4 separate regions of the Homo sapiens genome follow, and all the other regions are linked to region 3. A link is a contact called in ENCODE Hi-C or POLR2A ChIA-PET data. All regions are on one chromosome and are shown on one strand. The core of a region is the stretch at or near the end of the contact, and the rest is flanking DNA. Distances in the headings are between cores, read along the strand shown. Region 1 overlaps SIPA1L1 (signal induced proliferation associated 1 like 1). Region 2 overlaps SIPA1L1 (signal induced proliferation associated 1 like 1). Region 3 overlaps SIPA1L1 (signal induced proliferation associated 1 like 1). Region 4 overlaps SIPA1L1 (signal induced proliferation associated 1 like 1).

Region 1 (5,660 bases), core at 226-2,725, 140 kb after region 3:
CTCTAGGTATGATTACCAGCCTCCCACTGGAAGGATGACCTAATAAAAATGGATATACTCCTCAGGCTGTGCCTTTTCATTATAGCCCTTCCATAGTTCCACACAGCCTTCAGGATCAAGTCCAACTCACCAGCAAGTTTGCCTGTGTTGGCTGGGTGCTGTGGTTTATGCCTATAATCCCACCACTTTGGGAGGCCAAGGCTGGTGCATGGCTTGAGTCTAGGAGTTCAAGACCAGCCTGGGCAACATAGTGAGACCCCGTATCTACAAAAAATAAAAAAAAATTAGCCAGGTGTGGTGGCACATGCCTGTAGTCTCAGCTACTTGGGAGGCTGAGTGGGAGGATCACCTGAGCCTGGGCATTTGAGGCTGCAGTGAGCCGTGATCACGCCACTGCACTTCAGCCGGGGTAACAGAGTGAGACCCTGTCCCTCCCAAAAAGTTTGTCTATGTGGACTTGCCTTTCCCTTTTCCCCTATCATCGTCACCACCCCCATCCCTAGGCATGGGAGTGGCTCTCTCCTCTGCAAGCACTATGTTCCCCTTGATGCCTTTTTAGGAGCTCCTCTACTTGGTGCACCTTCCACTCCTTCTTTTGACTGCTGAAGTCTTGCCATGCCTGCTCCTCTGACAAGTCGCCTTTAATTTCCCCAAAACACTCTCCTCCCATTTCTACCTTAATTGCCTCACTAGGAATGTTCTTACCACCACATGGCTTCTTCACTCACAAAATTTATGAAACTTCGCTTTAATGTTATTTGTCCATTTCTTTAAACTTAGCCTGTCTTATTCATCTTTGTATTCCAAATACCAGCCACAGACTCTGGCATTTAATAGGCTCCCAATGCTTTTTTTAAGAAGAGTTTCCTCAACTTAGTGTGTCTACACTTCACATGGTAGTCCAGCTTTCCACACGAAGAGTTTCCTCTACTTTCCATTTGTGGTAATGACCCTTTAATAACAAAAGGGCTTATTTAAGTAACTGGGGACAGAATTTAATCTATCTTGGAGAAAATAAACCAATTTCCTTTTATAAAAATTAGATGATAGGTAAAGGCAAAGCACTTGATAGTCTGATAAAGCTATAGCATTAAACATAGATATAAGTAGAATTATTTGGTTTTTGTTGACTAAGTTTAGAATACTTCATTTTAAAAGTATATTGCTGGTAGAGCTTTTCTAAAATTGACTCAAAGTGAAATGCAAGATCTTGATTGACTCCTTCAAAAGGTTTTAGTTGGAACTGAATTCTGGTGGTGTATTTGTCAGCCAAGACAAGGGAGAAAAGCAGAGGGCCGCATTTGACTTAAAGTGACCGGACTCTGAAGGCTCCTGTTTTCCACTCCTTGCAGGAAACAGCGTACTCTGGCATCCATGTCAGGATTAGAGTTGATGTGATTTGCAAGTTCACATTTTTAGATGATACTGCAACAGTGGTTCCTATTCAGGCATTCAGGAAATGGGCACAATGGCTTCAGCTTGGCACACCTCCCAGTTCCCCATCGTTTACAAACTCCAGAGTGGCCCAGGAATGGGAGGAGAATGCTCCAGTACTGTGTCCAGCTCCAGCTCTTCAGTTACTTACTCATCATTCCTTGGGCCTCGAAAGTAGCTATTCTGCACTCACCCTAGGGAAATGTTTCCATAACGGCTTCCTCTCTGCAGGGCCACCTGTGTATTAGTGTGACCTGCCTGGAAATTCCTAGAAGCACCAGGAGGGTAGGCTGTGCTGTCCAGGGGCCATGATTTGCATCCTGCCTACGCTACTGGGAGTGTGTGGCAGTGGGCAAGGTCCTGTCCTTCTGCACTTTAACATCCCCATGACTCAAGTAGGTCACAGCCCCACCTCTTAGAGTCTGTGAAGATTAATTAGGGTAATACAGGTTCAGCATCCCTTACCCAAAATGCTTGAACCAGAAATGTTTCAAATTTCAATTTTTTTTTAATTTTGCGCATATTTGCATTGATCCTATTGGTTGAGCATCCCAAATTTGAAATCCAGAATGCTCCAATGAGCATTTCATTTGAATGTTATATTGGCGCTCAAAAAGTTTTGGATTTTGGGGCCAACTGCTGTGGCTCACACTGGTAATCCCTGCCCTTGGGGAGGTCGAGGCAAGTGGATCACCTGAGGTCAGGAGACCAGCTTGGCCAACATGGCGAAAGCCTGTCTACTAAAAACACAATAATTAGCTGGGTGTGGTGGCGGGTGCCTGTAATCCCAGCTACACGGGAGGGTGAGGCAGAAGAATCACTTGAACCTGGGAGGAGGAGATCGCAGTGAGCCGAGATCACACCACTGCACTCCAGCCTGGGAGACAGAGCAAGACTCCGTCTCAAAAAAAAAAGAACAGGATTCCCATGATCTAGTCTGAACAGCTGGTATGAATTATGTGGTTAGAAAGCCAGCAGTAACTCTGTTCACAAAGTACACAACAGGAAGTGATGAAAAGACAGGCACGAGTTGCTTGAAGTTGAACACAACTTGTTCAAACTACTCCGGTTATAGCACCCAAATTACATCACCTTGAATTGTTGTAGAGATTTTTCTTTTTTCTTTTCTTTTTTTTTTTTTTTACATAATTTTGGAAGAATCCTAGTTGATATACATGGCTGAAGACAGAAGACTTTAACTTGGTCCTGTTCCCTGGTTGGATAGCAATTGCTAAGTTGTGGTAAAATGCTGTGCTTAATTATGGACTCAAGCATTTAATTTGTCCATCACTGCTGCTGTTTGAAGTGCTCTCACTTGTTTATACCACCAGCTCACTGTTTGCACTTGGGTTACTGAGGGCCTTATGTCCTTGTACATATCTCATGTTGGAATAAAAAGTAAGAAATAGAATAGAGATTTAATTAATCTTACCTAATCAGTTAGGAAAATATTTTACCATCAACTTGTCACTTAGAATTCCATAGCCATAAGTTGATAAGTTGTAATCAGTCATAATCTGGAGTGATCAGTTTAATAAGAATCTATTAATGTTGGCACTATATATGTCGTCCTGTGAGTTGATTCATGGAATAGGTGTGGTGGAGGACAGGGGTGGTTGTGTTAGAAATCCGTGTGTGTGTGCGTGTGTGTATGTGTGTGTGTCAGCTCTCTTTTTTAGCCTGGTGTGCGACTGCTTCTGGAAGAATGAAGGACGTATCTTGGACCATCTCTTCCTAAATGTCCAACCCCTTCAACTCTCTGTTTTCACTGCAGTGAAGTGCATTGCATATAAATGAAAAGCTGGTGTTTAGTGTTAAGTGTAGTCAAAAGACTGTGGAAGTAATGTCTCTGGATGGTGATGATCATGACTTTTTCAATTGCGCATTCTTAGTACAATAAAAAAAAAAGCCCTGGTGTTTTATTTCAGCAGAAGGAAGCCCCAGAGGATGTTTAGTATCAGTTATTTTAAAAATGTTTAGTTATTTCTTGACTAAATTTATAAAAATATAGAGAAGAAAATCTTCTGAAATTAATGCTAAAAGATTTACAGAATTCCTCTCTGACAGTGACCAGAGCATTCTTTAAAAAGAATATTGCCTGTATTCAACAGAATGGAAAGATCTCACAGCAATTGAAAGAGGTATTAATCTTTGTCCTCTAAATCTGTTGGGGCATTAACATCAGACGTTTGGGGCTCTTTAAGCAGAAAGATCTGGATTTATCTCAAAAGAGAAGAAAAGTCTCTTGTGATCTTGCTGTAACTTCACTGGACTCAGCAGCTCTTAAAACAGAGTACGCTTGTAAGGTGGGGTGGGATGGACAGAGATCCAGGAGATCAGTGTGCTGGTTTTCCTATGTGAGCCAATGTGAGAGGTACTGCTCCCAGTTCTTGAAGCACCTCTTCAAAGTGGCAGGATAGCAATCAGCCCATCTTCCAATAACGATCAGCCTCAGGCTATCTCTTCAGAAGTGGACTGCCAGTACCCAGACAGGCGGCGGTGGCTTCCACTCTCCCACTAGGTCTGTTCTCAAATAATATTTGTGTGATAGTATCAAATTCAGAGTATTTGGAAAAAATAGTAAGTCATCAGAATAAGGGCTAATTCTGAATTTTTCTTTGCCTACCATACATACATCTAGAGTCATAAAAACATTTGGGTGGCATTCCATCAGTTGCTCTATGTGTGTTCTATGTGTGTGAACAGTCAGAAAACAAAGCCACTATTGAGTTATATAAATGCAAAAGAGGGATGGGAATGAATGCCAGCCTTCTGGAAATGCTATTTTTTCGCTTTGGGATAACTCCAGTAACCAAATAGAATTTTCTGATACATTTGCCAAATAAGAAAGCTGAGGTTGAGAACTAGCCTGCGATATCTTAGCTTAATATACGTTTGGAGAGCAGGGTAAGAAAAGCAGCCTCTAAATACAAATGTAAAGGTTACATCTTGACTTTTCCTTTGGAATTATGTTGTAACTTCCTCATAGAAGCATAAACATTTTAACGTTCACCGTAAATATACTTCACTGGCATTGCTTGTTTACCCCTAAGTCAAAAAATCATCAGACCCCTACACGTTGCATTAATCTTCACTGGGTTAACATTCCACTGCTGTCTCCTTTTTTTCTAGTTTTCTGTAACACCTCCTCCCCTTTGCAGTAAGAAAGTCAAAGCAGCTATGAAGTGAAACTCTATTTGAAGTTTCTCTCTATTAGGTGTGTATAAGAGCCAAACACTTCAGGTTGAAAGGAATGTGGTATTTTGTTATATTTGGATTCACGTCATTCCTTAAGCCTTACTTGGTTTTCATTTTCATAACCAATTCCTCCTATTCATACCCCTTTCAGATCACCTTACAATTAATTACTTTAGAATAATAATGAGAAATTTGCAATATGTCTCAGTGGAAAAGAGTAAAGAGAAACCCATGTTATGGTACCCAGATAAATGTCTTGATCTTCTCTTATTAAAACACATTACCTGAAGTAGAAATGAGCTAGTATCCCACTAGTACGTGGCCCCGCCATACCTGCCCCACGCATACACTACTTTGAGATCTGGCAACCTAATTACAGTGCCAGTGGGTGATTGGCCCATATTTCTCACAGTCTGTATAGCAACAGCAAGATTGATGATGATAACAGGAAGACTTTAGAAACCCTGCTTCTTTCTTCTCACCACATTTCCCGAACACTGACATCCCAAGTCTCCCTGTTTACCCCATTTCACACTAGTTAGAACAGGCATTGTCCTAAGTTCTCTCACCATCATATGTAAGATGGATGATACTCACATGGGTGTCTGGGCTTAGGTGTAATTCTATCACCTGTAACTCCATCCCTTTTTCTTGCATTTTAGAAGGCATATTAACTTTCAGTCTGTTACAGTTGCTTTTATTAAATTATTCACAAATTTTGGCACTTCATTATTAGTGACCAACTGTTGTTCAAGTGATCTAGCCCCACCATAGTTGAGAACTCCTGATTTGGGGCATCTGACATAACTATGGTACTTGTCCTGAATCCCCCTTCTCTTCTTCATTTTCTACACCACTGATAGGGATTCTCCTTCATTCAAAACACATGTTAAGCACTCAGAAATGTAAAGATAAATAAGGCTCAGTCCTGGCCCCTTAAAGACAGAATCTTAATTCACATTAAGGGAGACACACATAAAATAACCATTCTGTATGACTTGGTGTAATGGTGCAAAGAACAGATTGTC
Region 2 (5,779 bases), core at 2,165-4,664, 160 kb after region 3:
AGCCTCCTATATAACTGGGACTATAGGCAGGCACCACCATGCCTGGCTAATTTTTGTATTTTTTGTAGAAATGGGGTTTTGCTGTGTTACCCAGACTGGGCTTGAACTCCTGAGCTGAAGCAATCCACCTGCCTTGGCCTCCCAAAGTGCTGGGACTATAGGTGTGAGCCACTGCCCCAGTTCCAACTTTATTCTTTTTTGCATGTGAATATTCAGTTGTCTCACCATCATTTCATGATAAACCTAATTTTTTCCCCATTGAATTGCCTTGGTACCTCTGTATAAATTTCACCTCAAAGCATGTCTTAGAAGGCTGTCTCCTAAACAGAGGCTAATTGGGGAAGGAGGTCTCTCTAGACATAAGTCTTATATTCAGCCTTCTATTTACTCTGAACAAATAGGGCTTTTAGAATTAACATGCTTTCTAATTATAATCCCTTTGGAAATGTCATTTCCTTTCTCTTTTAAGATACTAAAACTTCAATGACAATTTAAATTTCTTCCTGACTAAAATAATCTCAATAGTATTGATACTTTAGCATAAATCAAATAATGAAAAATAGATTAAAAAAAAAAAACACGTTTCTAGTACCCTTTACCATGGATACTTCTGAATGGACCATAGTGACATAGGTTCCCTGTCTTACTGTGACTAGTCATTATTGGAACTTTTAGGCCTTCAGAGCCCTATAACTAGAAATTAATCACAGTGTCATTTCTGTTATTCTCTTGTTCAGGAAGCAAAACTTTGCACTCAAATAAATTCTGCTTCTCTTGCAGTCTGATAGCCACTACTCGAGCCACTCCAGTAGCAATACTCTCTCCAGCAATGCGTCAAGTGCCCATAGTGATGAGAAGTGGTACGATGGGGACCGCACAGAATCCGAACTCAACAGCTATAACTATCTGCAAGGCACCTCTGCTGACAGTGGCATTGACACCACCTCTTATGGCCCCAGCCACGGCAGCACAGCCTCGCTGGGGGCTGCCACATCGTCACCTCGCTCAGGGCCAGGCAAGGAGAAAGTGGCACCCCTATGGCACAGCTCCAGTGAAGTAATCTCCATGGCAGATCGGACTTTGGAGACAGAGAGCCACGGCCTGGACCGGAAAACAGAGTCTTCCCTGAGCTTAGACATACACAGCAAGAGCCAAGCCGGCTCGACCCCTCTGACAAGGGAGAACAGCACCTTCAGTATAAACGATGCTGCTTCCCACACAAGGTAACCACCCTTCCCCGCTGTCTGATTCCCAGCCCAGACCTAAGCCCAGTTCCCTGGCCTCAGCCCACTTTACTTTGCTCAATAGTGTATAAGGAAAGGAGGTTTTTCTGCAGTGACAATTATTTTTATATGTTTAATGCCCTTTATTTGCCTTCAAAATACTTTAATCCTGCAATTTTAGTGCATTATTTTAAACTGTGAGAAAATTTTGCAGATTTATTCTTTTTAAAGTTGGATTTGATTTTTAAAATAATGTTCCTGGCTACTACAATTTGAGAGGAAATTTGTAATTTTGTAATGTTGGCTTTCGGTGAGTAATAGGGAATGTATACTGGGACAAGCTTTTGAAGACTATGTTTTTAAAATATTGACCATATTGTTAAAAGACAGAGGTCTTTTCTGAGTAACAGAGCATCGTTTGCGATGCCAAGCACGTCCTTTACGTGCCTCTCAAGCCGAGAACCTCACTTACCTGATATTTACATTGTAACTTTTTTTCAGTAATTGGCTCCTGGCAGCAATGGGTTGAGAGTGGGGGATGTCCAATAGAAACGTGTAGCTAAAATTAGACATACCTTTCAGAATAGGAAAGTACACATTCCCCTGTATCCTTGGAGATCACACCTCTAGATAAAATAAATACTATTTGTCGTTTCCTCTTGATTGGAGCCTAAAATCCCCAATGTGACAAGATCCACATAGGGAAGAAGCATTCCATCACTGTCTTTTTAGGCCTGTTGATCTCTGTGTGGTTTCTCCTTTTATCTTCGATTGTTGTCAGTCATTGATCAATGTGTGAGACCATCTAACCTTGCTGTCTTCTGGGTCTGCTATGATTATGACCGCAAGAAAAATAGTAGAGGCTGGGCGTGGTGGCTCACGCCTGTAATCCCAGCACTTTGGGAGGCCGAGGTGGGCAGATCACTTGAGGTCAGGAGTTTGAGACCAGCTTGGCCAACATGGTGAAACCCCGTCTCTACTAAAAGTACAGAAATTAGCTGGGCATGGTGGCAGGCACCTGTAATCCCAGCTACTTGGGAGGCTGAGGCAGGAGAATCGCTTGAACCCAGGAGGCAGAGGTTGCGGTGAGCCAAGATCACACAACTGCACTCCAGCCTGGGCAACAGAGTGAGATTCTGTCTCAAAAAAAAAAAAAAAAAAGAAAGAAAGAAAGAAAAAGAAAAGTAATAGAGAGGCTTAATTTAGTTTTTATTTTTCAAATGGAAATCTAGGCACATAATCTGTCAGTAAACCCCAGATAACCTTAAGGAGAGAGGACATCCTCTACTTAATTTGGATTGCTTTCACTTGACCAGCTAAGTATTTTGTTTTCTCATGGAGTCTCTATCGCTACTTATCATTGAGCTTCCCTTCATTTAAAATGTCAGGCCCCATGGAATGAAGCCTTTCACTAGTTTTGTTTCTGTTTACCACTACCACATTGCAGATCTCAAAATGATGGTGATAGGTCTGGAAACTCCATGGCTTCCAAGCAAAAGGAAATTGGGAAAGTAGTCTCAGTATTCTTGAGTACTATGTATTCCGTTCCACAATTCAGAAAGTAGATTGTTTGATTCAAATGGTATAAGAGATGTGTTTGCCAAAGTAGAACAGGAAGTGGGCATCAGATGCCATAACCATATAGACAGAATCACACAAGACAGAATGATGACACTCGCTGGCTGTTCTTGGCACATCCCCATCTCAGTAGACTGTGCATTGACTTAGAACATTTTGCATATCTGAATAGTTTCTCTCTGGTTTTTAAGTTTAGTTTGACTCCTATTTCTTTGGTTTTCAATTTGTCATTTTGAAAGGAGGATGCCTTTTTTTAAGAATGTCTTCCATCTGAAAATATTTCTCTGGTCCAATGTGATGGCAGAAGAAAGTTGGTTATAGAGATCTTGTCTCAAATGGCATCACCATGGAGTGAGATTGGAAAGAGCTGGGCCCCTGAAACCAAAGCACAGAATGTGCGGCTGTGCCATTATCTAACAAATCCCAGGGGATCAACAAAGCTCCCTGAAAAAAGCATCTGGGTTTGCATTATCTGAATGTGCTGACTGGAGCTGCCTGAAGGCCTCAAAGGATTATCTAAATTTTCTGCTTCTAACTGGAAGAATGCAGAATCATTGAAATCATCCTTTAGAAATAACTCTCCTATTGAAAGTCAAACTTACTAGAGAAGAGAAGAATGTGGCCATTCAGGGAGGGTGGCAGAGCTTCTCACCCACTCATTTGAGTCACATTCATTTCTAGACTCTGGTAAGTAGGGATGTTTTGAGACTTTGGTATGTTGATCTTGGCAGAGTGAGTTGGATAATCAGAGCTTTAGCAGCCTGCCTTTTCTGGAGGAAAGGGGACTTAGCCACCAAATGCACATTGCTATAGAAAAACTAAAATCACAGCAAATTAGAGTGTTTGTGTCCTCAGAAGACAGGAACAGCAATTAATGTAGAGATATCTTGACAGTGCTTAAAAGAGCTTGTACCTGGGACTCAGTGACAAAGTCTAAATTACAGTGATTAAGTTTCACTGCATCTTTCTGGCTGGGCTCCATTCCTACCTTCTCTGTCCTCTAGTCTCCCTCTTGATGATCATGCAGATCTTTTGTAGCTCCTCATGAGAGCTACATTAATACAGGTTGGTAATTACATAGAGTTGCTATATTTGAATGTCATTAAAAGAAGCCACACATACTGGTAACTTTCTATAACTAAAAACGTCTATTAATTGCTCTAAATTATTGCTCCCTAGAATATATGTGTATCTTTATGAAGCTTGGAAATTTAGGGAGAAAATTTATTTTATTTTATTTTTTGGTAATGGCTGTTTCACTTTCAGATCTTAAAATGAACCACTGAAAAAAAAAAGATTAGTGGTAAGCCTAGGAGAGGTGAAGATAGTAGTAATTTAAGGACATTCTTAAATTTAAGCAGCATTCATTTTCTTCTTAGCGTTCTGGCCTTGGCAGTAGGCAGTGCCAGTTTGTGTGGCAATCAAGGACCTCCTCAGTTAGTCCAAAATCCTCTAGACCTGCTGACCAATGCTGTTTCTGGTGTTGGAGCTTAATTTGAGAACACACATGAGAAAGCTAAAAACCCTACCTCATGCTTGCACATAGATATCTCTTCTGTAACTGACTGACCTGACTTGTTTTGGTGTCCACGGTTGTTAGCCAGCTATTCTCCAGGTCTCCTTCCTCTTGCTTCCCTAAGGCCCCCTCAGACACCTGTAGCCAATTACTACCCACTTATGCGATCACATATACCTTTTTACTGCCATCTAGTCAGTACAAGAGGATTTTTCACCCAATATGTTCATCCTAAGTATATTTGCATAGGCCGTGCCAACATGAGCATAATAGATTGATACTCAATACATGCCAATGAGCAAATAGGAATAACTAGCTGGGCACGGTGACATGGGCCTATAGTCCCAGCTGCTCAGGAGGCTGAGGCAGGAGGATCATTTGTACCCAGGAGTTAGAGGTCAATCTGGGCAACATAGTGAGACACTGTCTCAAAAAAATGAAAGAATGACTTTTCTTTATGTTTTTTGCCTGATGACTCAAACCAGTTCAAAAGTTACATAAATCCTCAACTCCTGGCTCTTAGAAAACCACTAACTATTTTGAAGGTTATTGTACAGATGCATCAGTATTTGCACAGAGCTGCAGTGCTTATAGGTGTAGGTATGAGAGCATACATAGAGTCTTTGTGTAGCATGAAGTCTTAGTAAACTGTCATGTCTACATAAAAGTTTGTAAACTCTACGAAGTATGACAAGGAAAAACTTTAGAACAGCTAATATACAAATATCAGTCAGGATCTAGATATATGTTGGTCAGTGTCTGACATTATCACTGGAAGAACTGGTTAAAGACCAAGAAAAATGCCTGCCCACAGTTGTCAACACAGCTCAATTTCATGAATGTGCTTTTTCTGGTTGATGGTTCATGCCACAAAAGCTGTATGTTTCTTGAGAGCTGAGGAAAAGAAAGGCTTCTTATGTGTGGTTTACATTGAACATTAGGACTGCCTCAGGCTACTCTGGCACACTGGGCTGTCTGTGTGCCTCTGTGTATGCCCTGTTCCCTGCACCCTCATTGGCATCCTATGGATGTGAGAAATATGCCTTCCATCTTTGTTTAGAAGTTACTCCGTTGTCTTTACCTGTAACATTTCCTTCTCTAAATCTTTTCTGCCTGGAAATGTTTTTTTTTTTAGTTACTAACAATTAATTGCCTCTCTTTTATATTTTTTCCTTAAGATGAGAATGTTATTTTTCTAAATATTATGGACTAACTCAGAATATGAAAATTCACCCTCTAAAATAACAAAACCAGAACTTCTCTTAAGAGATGTGGTTGACTCTATTTGCCTTAGCCTAGGTTGTGGGTATGGATCATTTTAATTGGCAATTTTTGCTTTGCATCACCGCATACAATAAACATTCACGATTATGTTCTATGTTGCTGTTACATGGCAGAACTCCAGGTGATTTGGCCTAAGCGATCTTGCCACACCTCTTCCAGCTTTTGGGGGTGGTTATTT
Region 3 (5,204 bases), core at 1,267-3,766:
TATGTTTCTATAATTCCACAGTACACTTTGTGTTAGGAACCCTAAAATATTCTGGGGGAATTTGTTCTTTCAGTGTTTCTATATTTTTCGCCTGCTCCCATCACCATGGAGCTAAACACTTTGAGACATGTTAAGTTAAAAACAGTAATGACAGAAGAGGAAAAAACATTTTGCTTCTGCATTCTTTTTTCCTCTCTTCTCTTCCTCCTTACCTCAGTCAGCCAAATAGGGTATTAGTTTGAATGTTTTAATTGGATGTCAAGATAGGAAAGGCATGTTTTTCAGAGCTTATTTTTTCTTAGGAAATGCTAACAGTATAATTTGAACAGACCTGTGAATTGATATTCTGAGATAAGGTAAAATATACCAGGAATGTGTAGGGAAGGAGACTTTTTCCTTGGCCTGAACCCATTTTATAGATTTCTGTGCTTCAGAGATCCCATTGTATTGTTTAGGTAGGGCTACTCTACATCATATACAATTCTTTTTTTTTCATATAGAAAACAAATATCAGAATGTATGTAACCTAGTTTTTAGTGTAGAACTGATTGATTCATTGAATAAATGCAATTCTTGTCAGCTTTCTTAAATTGAGACCTTAGCATAGTGTTTTGTATAAAGTAACTAGAGACAGACTATTTTTCAGATTGTGGTTTGTGTTTGAAATTCATGTCCTCATCCAGGTACAGACTTTGAACTTTGGCCTATCTGAATGGAATATTCCGTTCAGTCCTTTCAAATGTAGCAAGAATGAATATAAAATTAGAGAAAAAAGTTTTCTTTCTTAATATTTACGACCTGTAGCATCTTCTGTTAGTTTGTAGGAACATGGTACTGATACGTTATTTCTGTTCAGCAAAGGTAGTTTAGAGATTTTTTTCTGTTTAAGATACAGTATTTTTTTTTCTGAACAAATTAATGTCTTGATATTGAACCTTGGTTTCACTGTGCTCAAACCTTCAAATGTTAATTTAAGGAAGTTTAGATTCCTCATTTCTTTTTAAACAGTATTACTGCTTTCTTTGCACACATGAAGCCATGATATTGAATTTAAAAGCAGATGACCTTAAAATCGTGCAACTTAAACACCACAGACTTAAAAATAAAAAATATAAAGATTTTTAAAGAAGAAAGTTAAAAAAATGTATCTGCTTTTCTGATGTAGGCTGGTGAGAAAAGATGTTCTTTTTCTGTTGCTTTCAGTCTTTAGCTCCCTGTCAGTTCTGCCCCACTGTGAAACCGAAGATGTTCTCAGCATTCTTGAGTAACACTTCCCACAGGTGACCTTCTGTATAAAGAGAGCTTGTTGTTGTTGTTGTTAACTTCTATATTGATAAGAAAAAGATAACAGTTCACAAATTACAACATCCTGTGATTTGATTCTTCATAAAATTTTTTGGTGAGGTTTTGGGAATTTCATTCTTGTTCCCCTGATCTGCTACACTTGGGCTACCACACTTTTTATAATATTTATTGCTATAAACATAGTTTGGGAGCATTTAGGTTGTTTATAGCTCCTTGCTATCCTAAATAATGCTGTGATGAACCCTTTTTTTGCACAGAATTTTGTCTTTTGAATTGTTTCCTTAAAAAATACTCAGGAATAAAATAACTGGGAAAAAAAGTATGTAAGCATTTTAAAGGCTCTCGATACATATTCCTAATTTAAAAAAAAAACAACAATTTCACTCTTCCAGTAGCTAATGAGCACATTTTATAAAAATTAATACCTCTTATTTTTCTTAAAGCATACTTAAGGGCCCTACGATTTTCAGATTGTAAATAAGCATTGGCTTCAACTTTAAGTCTCCAGCTGCATTAGCCCCTAATAAGAGAGTCAGACTGTTCTTTGAACCTTTGAAGCCAGGCATTGACTTCTCCTCTGTAGCTATGAAAGTCCTGGATGACATTTTCTTCTAAGAGAAGGCTGTTTCATCTATACTGAAAATCTGTTGTTTATTGTAGTCACCTTATCAATCATTTTAGCTAGATCTTCTGGATAACTTGCTGGTGAGCTTGCACTTTCATGTTATGGAGACAGCTTCCTTCCCGAAACCTGATGAACCAATGTCTGCTGGCTTCTAACTCTTCTTCTGAGTTTCTTCACCTCTCTCAGCCTTCATAGAATTGAAGAGAGTTAGGGCCTTGCTCTGGATTAGGCTTTGGTTTAAGAGAATGTTGTGGCTGATTTGATCTTCTTTCTCTCCAGAACACTAAAACTTTCCATCTCAGCAGTAAGGCTGTTTTGCTTTCTTATCATTTATGTGTTCACTGCAGTAGTACTTTTAATTTTCTTCAAAAACTTTTCCTTTGCATTCACAACTTGGCTAACTGGTACAATCCTAGCTTTCAGCCTCTCAACTTTCAAATGTCTTCCTCACTAAGCTTAATCATTTCTAGCTTTTGATTTAAAATGAGACACCTGTGACTCTTCCTTTCACTTTCAAGTTTCGCTTGAACTTAGAGGCCATTCTAATTTCAGTGTTGTGGTCTCAGAGACTAGAGAGCCCAAAGAGAGGGAGGCAGATGGGGAATGGCTGGTGGGTGGAGCAGTCAGAACTCAAACGACATTTGTTGATTGTTTGACATTTGTTGATTGATTGCCGTCTTCTGTGAGTGCAGTTTGTGGCATTCCCCAAAAGATTAGTAGTAACATCAAAGATCACAGATTAGAAATCACCAAAACAGATGTAATAATATGACAAAGTTTGACATATTGTGGGAATTACCAAAATGTGACACAGAGACAGGAAGTGAGCACATGCTGTTGGAAAAATAGCACTGACAGACTTGCTCAATGCAGGGTTGCCTCACACCTTCAATTTGTAAAAAAAACACCTGCAAAGTGCAATAAAGTGAAGTGCCATAAAATGAGGTGTGCCTGTATTGTATTTATTGAACAGAAACATTTTTCAAATGTTTAACCAATTTTTTCTTTTGTGAATTGCCTACTGTTTCAGAAAAACTCTCAAACCGTGTCTTTCCTCTGCTTTCATACCACCATGACAATCATCAACACAGAAAACACTTCTGTGACAAAAGCTGTGGGTTTTTTTCTCCACATGCCAAACAGCGTACACTGGCTGGATGTTCTCAATTCAGTTCCAACACTATCCACCCTAAGATAGTGTCAGATTCCACAGGTTGGGGGCTCAGTCCCCAAGACTGCCCCTTACATCTTTGGACATCATTGGTAAATCCAGGCCTCCAGACTTCTGACTGACCAACTTTAAGTTGGTGTTCCCACAACCCCATGTTTGGGTTTAATTAATTTGCTGGAGCAGCTTACAGAACTCAGGGAAACATGTTTACTGATTTATTTAAAAGGATATTACAAAGGATTCAGATGAAGCGTTGTGTAGGGCAAGGTATCAGGGAAGGAGCACGGAGCTTCCGTGCCCTCCTTTGGCGTGCCACCTTCCAAGAACTTCTACATGTTCACCTCTCCAGAAGCTCTTCAAACCTGGTCCTTTGGGTTTTTATACAAGGAGGTTTTATTACATGGCCTGGTTGACAACCGTGTAGAAATGTGATTGGACAAAAAGCACATTATCTAAATCCAGCAAGGCCTGTCTATTCAGACTTTTCTTGGCCTTTCTGTGTAGCTTTCCTTCCCGTAGGATATGGAGCAGGACTCTCTGGAATGAGTGTCTTTTGATCCACAATCAGATTAGAGCCCTGCCTTGGGCAGGTGAAAGGACAGGAGGTCAGAGAGAGAGAGATTCTGTTTCCTGAGGCCTAAAGTACCCCAGCATTATAACAAGGACTGTGGGAGTTAGGAGCTAGGAACTGTGGACAAAAACCAATATAGCTATCATAACACCATACCCATTAATACTTCTTTTCCCATTTTTCTTTTGGAATCTTAGTATTTTATCTTCCTTCACAAATCTTTGCATATATTCAGTGTATTCAGTCTGCGTTGTATTTATGGTATTTTTTAAACTAGTATTTGGTTTGCCTTTTAATGTACAGATGTTTAAAAGTTTCATGTACCCAAATCTGTCAATGTTTTCTTTTGTGATTTCTTTCATTAGTTTTGCTCATGGAAAATGTTTCCCCATTAGATATCACATTTTTTCCCTGATATTTTATTAATTTCAAACTAAGTCCTTACCACCCATTAATTTCATAAGAAAAGAAATCCACTATTTGAGAATTAGGAGCACTTTGCTGCTGATCATGGTTACTACAGGTTGTATTTTTGTAGTTCTCTGCACAAAGGGGCCACTTGCACTAATTGTTAACTTTTGGCTTTGATGTGGTACTTGAGATGTGAGTGCCTGTTTAATTCTGTGTTAATCTGTGGTTCTGTTACATTTGGATCGTTGCGAAAGTACCTTATTGAATACAAATATGAAAATGAACAAAGTAAAATAAAATTAAACTAGTCATGATTGACTCCTATGTGAGTTCATACTTTAAGAGGCCCAGAAATTGTGACTCTTTTCAGATGTAACTGATATAAAAAAACCTACCTTACTTTCCTGTGATAGTTATGGATTGTAGCATTAGGCTCAAGTTGACTGCCAACATAGTTTATGGTGATAACTGCTATATTTCTAATTTGTACAAGTTCAATTTTTTAGAAATATATAAATCCATTGAAGTGAAAATGCTTCCAATTTGCTGGAAAATGAATATTGCTAACTTACATCGTAGGTAATTATTAAGTGTTGGTTTGTGATACTTAAATCAGTTGTCTCATGATTTTTACACCAAAAACTCACTTTTAGAAGTAATATTCTTGTTGGCATTCCAGGTGACATAGGTAAAAAAATATTTTATTGAATTTAAAGCCTAAGTATGTAGTGATACTCTTACATCATATGTTTGTTTATTGTCTGTCTCTCAAAGTAAATATAAACATTTTTAGGGCAGTATTTTCAGCATGTAGAATGATGCCTCAAATATTTATGGAATAATGGATATTTGTTGAGTGAATATCAGGGCACGGACTTAAAATTATAGGAAAAAGAAATACTTCTGCTTGAGTACCTAGAATTTACCAGCCATTGTATGAGATGTTTGGTGATCTCATGACTATATAGAGAGCATTGTTTTTCTAAAGATGAACCTGGGTTTACCTTTGCCATTAATTTTCTGGATAACATCAAGAGTGATAGGTTTTTAGGAGACAGTAGGAAACTACAGACAGTGGAGAGCTCCATCATGTTTCAAGGTAGATTTCTCTCCTGGGAGAA
Region 4 (5,825 bases), core at 64-2,563, 200 kb before region 3:
TCTCTAGGAAAGCACAGGTTTCTCCACACTGGGAAAAGCTCCTGGATTCCCCATACTGGGATTTGAGCCCTGACGTAATAGTCAGGATGTCTTAGTGGAGTTGTTGGTTGATAACACTGGTGCTCTTTTGTTTTTTTGAAACAGGGTCTCACTCTGTCACCCAGGCTGCAGCGCAGTGGCATGATCTCCGCTCACTGCAATCTCTGCTTCCTGGGCTCAAGCGATTCTCTAGCCTCAGCCTGCCAAGTAGTTGGTACTGTAGGCATGAGCCATCAATGCCGGCTAATTTTTGTTGTTGTTGTTGAGACACAGTTTTACTCTGTCACCCACGCTGCAGTGCAGTGGTGCCATCTTGGCTCACTGCAACCTCTGCCTCCTGGGCTCAAGCAATTCTTGTGCCTCAGCCTTCCAAGTAGCTGGGATTACAGGTGCACACCACCATGCCCAGCTAATTTTTTTTTGTATTATTAGTAGAGACGAGGTTTTGTTACATTGGCCAGGTTGGTCTCGAACTCCTGACCTCAAGTGAGTGGTCCACCTTGGCCTCCCAAAGTACTGGGCCATAAGCCAGTGTGCCTGGCCTCTATTTTTTGTATTTTTGTAGAGACGGGTTTTGCCATGTTGCCCAGGCTGGTCTTGAACTACTGAACTCAAAATGATCTACCTGCCTGGACCTCCCAAAGTGCTGGGATTACAGGCATGAGCCACTGTGCCCGGCCAACACTGGTGCTCTTTTATGTTTCAAATGAATAGTGGGACATTTATTTTTGAATTTTGAGGAAAATGAATCACAGAAGTAAGAATTTTGTTCAAAATAACACTTGGGGTAAAAACACACCAAGCATACCTAATTGAAGTTGTAAGTTTCACTTGGTAAAATAAGCTGCAAAAATGGAGGGGATTTACACACAGCTCTCTTCTATTTTAGTCCTCTGGGTTGTTTATAAATTTGCTCATACATAACTCTTTTGCTAAAGCATTTGCCATTACGTGTATAGTCGGTACAAGTTAAGAATTACTAGGAAACTTCAGTCTGGCTCACTTCATCATCTCCTTCATGTCTTTGCTCAGACACTGCCTTTGTAGTGAGTCTTACCCTGACCCCGTCCTGTTTAAGACTGAGCCCACCTGCCCTCCATTCATTCCTGAATCCCTTTTTCTTAACAGCCTGTCCTTTTTCTTTGCAATAGCACTGTATTAGTCAATTCTTGCACTAGTATAAATAAATACCTGAGACTGGGTAATTTATAAAGAAAGAGATTTAATTGATTCACGGTTCCACAGGCTGTACAGGAAGCATGACAGCTTCTGGGGAGGCCTCAGGAAACTTTTAGTCATGGCAGAGGGAAGCAGGCACGTCTTGCATGGCTGGAGCAGGAGGAAGAGAGAGAGTGGGAAGGTGCTATACACTTTTAGATAACCAGATCTCGTGAGAACTTGAGAACAGCACCAAAGGGATGGTGCTAAATCATTCATGAAGGATCTACCCCTAAAATCCAGTCACCTTGCACCAGGCCCCACCTCTAACACTGGGAATTAAAATTGAACTTGAGATTTGGGTGGGGACACAGATCTAAACCATATCAAGCATGTATCCCCTCTGACCTTATGGTATGGTTTGGTTGTGTACCCACCCAAATCTCATCTTGAATTGAGGTTCTCATATTCCCCACATATTGTGGGAGGGACCCAGTGGGAGGTAACTGAATCATTGGGGCAGGTTTTTCCTGTGCTGTTCTCATGATAGTGAATAAGTCTCATGAGATCTGATGGTTTTATAAAGGGCAGTTCCCCTGCACACGCTCTCTTGCCTGCCGCCATGTAAGATGTCACTTTGCTCTTCCTTCACCTTCCGCCATGATTGTGTGGTCTCCCCAGCCATGTGGAACTGTGAATCCACTAAACCTCTTTTTCTTTATAAATTACCCAGTCTCGGGTATGTCATTATTAGCAGCATGAGAACAGACTAATACACCTTATATGTACATCTCCTCCATATAATTTGTCTATTATGGTTTCTATTTATGGTGTGTCATCTTCTTCAGTAGAGCATATGAAGGCAGGGACTTTTGTCTGTTTATATATCCCCAGGATGAAAAATAAAAAGTGCCTGCCACATAGTAGATAATAAATGTGTTGAATGAATGAACTTGGCAAAAGCAGCTGCTTTTTGGGATTCCTACTGGTAAAATGACAGATTCTCAGTCCTACTGGTTGTTTTTTTAATTGACTTAATTGAGGATGGCAAAATCATCAGTTGGTATATAAAGAAAGTAAGTGCATGAGTTGTGTTGTATACAGTTTTCTGGAACCTCCTTGCTTGTTTGGCAATAAACAGGGAACTCAGATTCAGATGAAGAGTCATGAGATTATGCAGATATTATCAATGGAACTGGTTCTTTAGATCTTAAAATCGAGAGTACTAAATGATAAAAATGCATACAGAGATTCTCAGATACAGACTTGGACATGTAGCTGATTTTTAACATAAGTGGTTTAAAAGGTTTTTGTTGTCAACATTGTGGCCCAAAAAGTTGAGTTTCAGGGTATGAGGGTACTGTGGTGATGGAGGATGGATGAGGAAGGAAGTGAAGGCATCAAGATCTCCCATCTTGTGAGAGTTGAACAGTGCTTCGGGGTCATCTAGATGTGAGAGTACATTTCTACTAATCTAAACTTTTTACAAAATGCTAAAACATGAGACAAAGCGATAACATTTAATGAAGATAAAGCTTATAATGTTCTAAAGGTTTCAGATAAGCTGATGGTAGTCTTCTATTGAGTTCTAGGGCGTAAGGTAGTTTATGAATGGTTATTTTTATTATCTAAAGATATATTTGACCTTTAGAATTCAGTGACAATAAAGATGATAGATAATGTCTTAGGAAGATATTAAGAAACCTAGAAAATACTATAGAAATCAGATATGCCAACTTTTTATATGAGCCTAAGTCCAAAGCTTACACGACCTGCCCAGTATCTATCACACAGCTAGTTAACGGCAGAGTTGGGATGAATTTTTGTCACAGATTTTCACTGAAGTATCAATAGGAGACGAATGTACAAGCCTCTCTTTGGAGATAACCCAGGGAGCAATTACGAACTTGTTTTGAGGTCTGCATTTTATCTTAAAAATTTCAAAAGTCACGCAGTTATTTCATCCTATACAAAGTATTTATGTCTTTCTCTTTTTATGTGTGTAAGTATGTGCATTATTTTAGTCTTGCAAAAATGTGCTTACTTGAGGAATTGCCTTTTGGAAGTTGAGAAAATGAACAGAATGAGAGATCACTGTTGATTATTGTCTTAGAAGAAGTGTCAGCAAATCAAAGTTTTAAAGAAACTGAAATGAGGAAATGTATCTACTTGATCTGTTCTAAAATTACATTAGAGGAAATTAATGATAGCACAGTGAAAAAAACTTAGAAAATATTTTAAACCTTAAGAAAGGATTGTTATTTATGCCATTCTTCGTAAGGGTAGTAAGACATCATATTTTGTGTCTTTTTCCTAGATGTACTGGTTTTGGCAGCAGTTTTTGAAAAGAGAGATGATTTGTATATATAGTTTATATATATTTTTTTTTCCTGAGGATAAAATTATACTGGTATGGAGAAAGACAGCAAACCTCACTGTACCCTTCCCCCTTCACTAGGGATATGATAAAGGTTTTTACTTCTTAATCTTTTATGTAAATTTTGCTTTTGCAGCACATGGTTAAATGAGATATTGATCATGCAACTGAGTTGTAACTCAATTTTAGTATACTCCAAAATGTAGTTTTCACAGTTGATAAGAAAGCAGGTGTACTATTAGGAGCACTGGGCTGGCAGTCAGGAGGTTTTGACTTAATTTTATTGGTAAAATTAAGAGTATTACAGTGGTAATGGGGTATTGGGTCTTTTTTGGCTCTACAAGCTTATGGTCTGTATTTGTTCATGATATGCTTAGTGCTTCCATACATATACTTTCTAAAATTCACATTTACAAATAGTGTGTGTGTATTTCACATTTCAGTGGCTCCATGTAACAACAGTTCCCTTGAGATGGCTATCTGAGAACCTGGGCCCCTCACTTTATCCTGGTCAACGGGTTTTCCTGTGTGACTACCAGATAAGTCATTACGTAAGAACTTGCTGTGCAGTCACTGGTGGCCTATCAAGGGCCTTTTTCTACTACGTGGGGTGAACTGTATGAGCCTTTTAGCAGTTTTTGAGAAAAAAGCCTCCTGAGACCTTAGGATTTTTAAGTGGGCCTGGAATCTTTAGGAACTGGACAGTAGCTACCCCTGAGCAGTTTGCCATGTGGGGTCCTTACATCACCATTGGAAGCAGCTGCCTGAATTTTTATTGTCTTGCACTAGCAGGTTTTCCAGTGCTTTAAGGATTTAAGATTCAGTTGGGCAGCAGTGTATGCACAATTGTTTTACCATGCTAGTATCATGTACTAGTGGTCTTTTCTCACTGAAGGCATACTGTTGCGTGTGATATTTTCAGTTAAATGCGTCACACTAGCTAATTTAGTAGCTTTAGGTGGACACGCAGACATACCCTACAGAAATATTGGGTTCATACTCCATTCTGGTGGAGTCACATGTTTAGAAGTTCACATGTGGTCTCTGTTGGCGGCCCGTCATGGCAAATGGTGAGTGCCATGTGGCTGGGGAAGAGATGCTGCTGTGTTCAAGGAGCCGGCATGTGTGTTGCCACTGGAGTTTCGTACTTGAGAGATGAGTTTGCTGTTTTTTTAGAAATCAGCTCCACAATCAGAGATAGTTTTAATGCCCTTGAATTATTTTGTGATTTAGCTCGTACTATTTATCACATCTTTTGGATTTGAAGTTTTAAAAAATGGGCAGTTTGATCAAGTATGGTGTAGATAGAATAAACCAAAGGTTCCCTGTGAAAGACTTCCTTTGAGGCTAGAGAAAGCCTTTATTCCTCTTTCATTCCACTAAGGTATGGCAGTGTTAAAGCAGATGGAAGGCTGGGGTTTGAGCTGAAGTTGTGTGAAAGCTTCACCAGCCAATTGGCTGACTCTAATGGTGAGACAGGAAGAACCACCCACGTTTTCCATTTTGGATTTGAGTCACAGAAAACAGGTTTCCTGCAGAAACCATTTGGCTTTAACAAATTTACGGAAATTTCATCTTTGATCAAATTGATATTTTTATCTGCATTGTACATGTATCTCAAATTAATTATTTCCCCCTTTTCAATCTTTGCATGTATTTCAGATGAATTATTTCCCCCTTTTCAATCTTTAGGTGAAATTTCCAATTAAAATATCCTGTAGTGTTGACTGTAGTCTAATTTCCAAGATTTTTATGAAAAGTAGAATCAAAGGACTATACTTTCAGGTAACGATGTAATTTCACTTTATCTTAATAATTCACAGATACTTTTGCAGGAGTCTGGAGTTTCTCAGGCTTCTGTAATAGAAGTATAGGTGAATTTTTTGAAAAGTGGCAACTTGAATTCTCCAGACAGATTTCCATCTGTTTGGTATTAGCTGAGGTGTTAGTGGGGTTGGTTACTTAAAACAATTAGAGAAGCAATATGTAATGGCAGTTACGTGTGCACACACACGCACACTCACAGTCTCACTCATTTAAAATGGCTTGTAAAACTGTATTTACCTTTTTTGGGAAAGGGATTATCCTTTCTTCTAATACTTATCACCTTCATCCAGTGATTGATTGATCAAGCTGTCATCAGTCAATCTGTTTTCTGTTTGCTTAAAGCTTAAAGACATGGATGGTTTTAAGAATAATTTCTCTACCTCTCTGTGGCATACCAAAGTACTATAATAGTTCTGGGTATGAG

The links. Hi-C counts contacts between places; a loop is a spot of excess contacts on that map. ChIA-PET counts read pairs that join two places held with the same protein, here RNA polymerase II (POLR2A). Pooled maps may share reads with other maps.
Region 1: a pooled map shows a loop between it and region 3 (7-fold over the local background). The contact joins two enhancer-like sites. A Hi-C loop is called at or near these places in 1 of 168 maps with a recorded cell type or tissue (natural killer cell) and 5 of 50 pooled maps. POLR2A ChIA-PET finds 5 or more read pairs at or near these places in 2 of 52 experiments (OCI-LY7 and activated naive CD8-positive, alpha-beta T cell).
Region 2: a loop to region 3 is called in a pooled map, with 5 times the contacts of the local background. The contact joins two enhancer-like sites. A Hi-C loop is called at or near these places in 8 of 50 pooled maps. POLR2A ChIA-PET finds 5 or more read pairs at or near these places in 2 of 52 experiments (OCI-LY7 and activated naive CD8-positive, alpha-beta T cell).
Region 4: a pooled map shows a loop between it and region 3 (5-fold over the local background). The contact joins two enhancer-like sites. A Hi-C loop is called at or near these places in 4 of 37 single-sample maps with no recorded cell type and 6 of 50 pooled maps. POLR2A ChIA-PET finds 5 or more read pairs at or near these places in 4 of 52 experiments (GM12878, activated B cell, activated CD4-positive, alpha-beta T cell and 1 more).

What each region holds. Positions count from the first base shown.
Region 1 is chr14:71,691,161-71,696,820 of GRCh38, forward strand. The region is part of intron 13 of SIPA1L1 (signal induced proliferation associated 1 like 1); the gene reads left to right. Among named protein-coding and RNA genes, the nearest start is that of RGS6, 240 kb to the right of the region's middle. Within about 2 kb of position 1,476, at least 3 of the 41 ENCODE cell types and tissues checked have a DNase peak (open chromatin) inside an H3K27ac peak, as active enhancers do.
Region 2 is chr14:71,708,442-71,714,220 of GRCh38, forward strand. It overlaps SIPA1L1 (signal induced proliferation associated 1 like 1), which reads left to right. Exons shown (of 24, transcript NM_001386936.1): 17 at 781-1,223. Among named protein-coding and RNA genes, the nearest start is that of RGS6, 220 kb to the right of the region's middle. Within about 2 kb of position 3,415, at least 2 of the 41 ENCODE cell types and tissues checked have a DNase peak (open chromatin) inside an H3K27ac peak, as active enhancers do.
Region 3 is chr14:71,553,280-71,558,483 of GRCh38, forward strand. The region is part of intron 4 of SIPA1L1 (signal induced proliferation associated 1 like 1); the gene reads left to right. Among named protein-coding and RNA genes, the nearest start is that of SNORD56B, 160 kb to the left of the region's middle. RefSeq lists enhancers at 1,894-1,953, 2,114-2,173, 2,284-2,343 and a silencer at 2,764-2,863. Within about 2 kb of position 2,517, at least 9 of the 41 ENCODE cell types and tissues checked have a DNase peak (open chromatin) inside an H3K27ac peak, as active enhancers do; they include GM12878, where a contact is called at or near this core.
Region 4 is chr14:71,357,443-71,363,267 of GRCh38, forward strand. All of the region lies in intron 2 of SIPA1L1 (signal induced proliferation associated 1 like 1), which reads left to right. Among named protein-coding and RNA genes, the nearest start is that of SNORD56B, 38 kb to the right of the region's middle. Within about 2 kb of position 1,314, at least 3 of the 41 ENCODE cell types and tissues checked have a DNase peak (open chromatin) inside an H3K27ac peak, as active enhancers do; they include GM12878, where a contact is called at or near this core.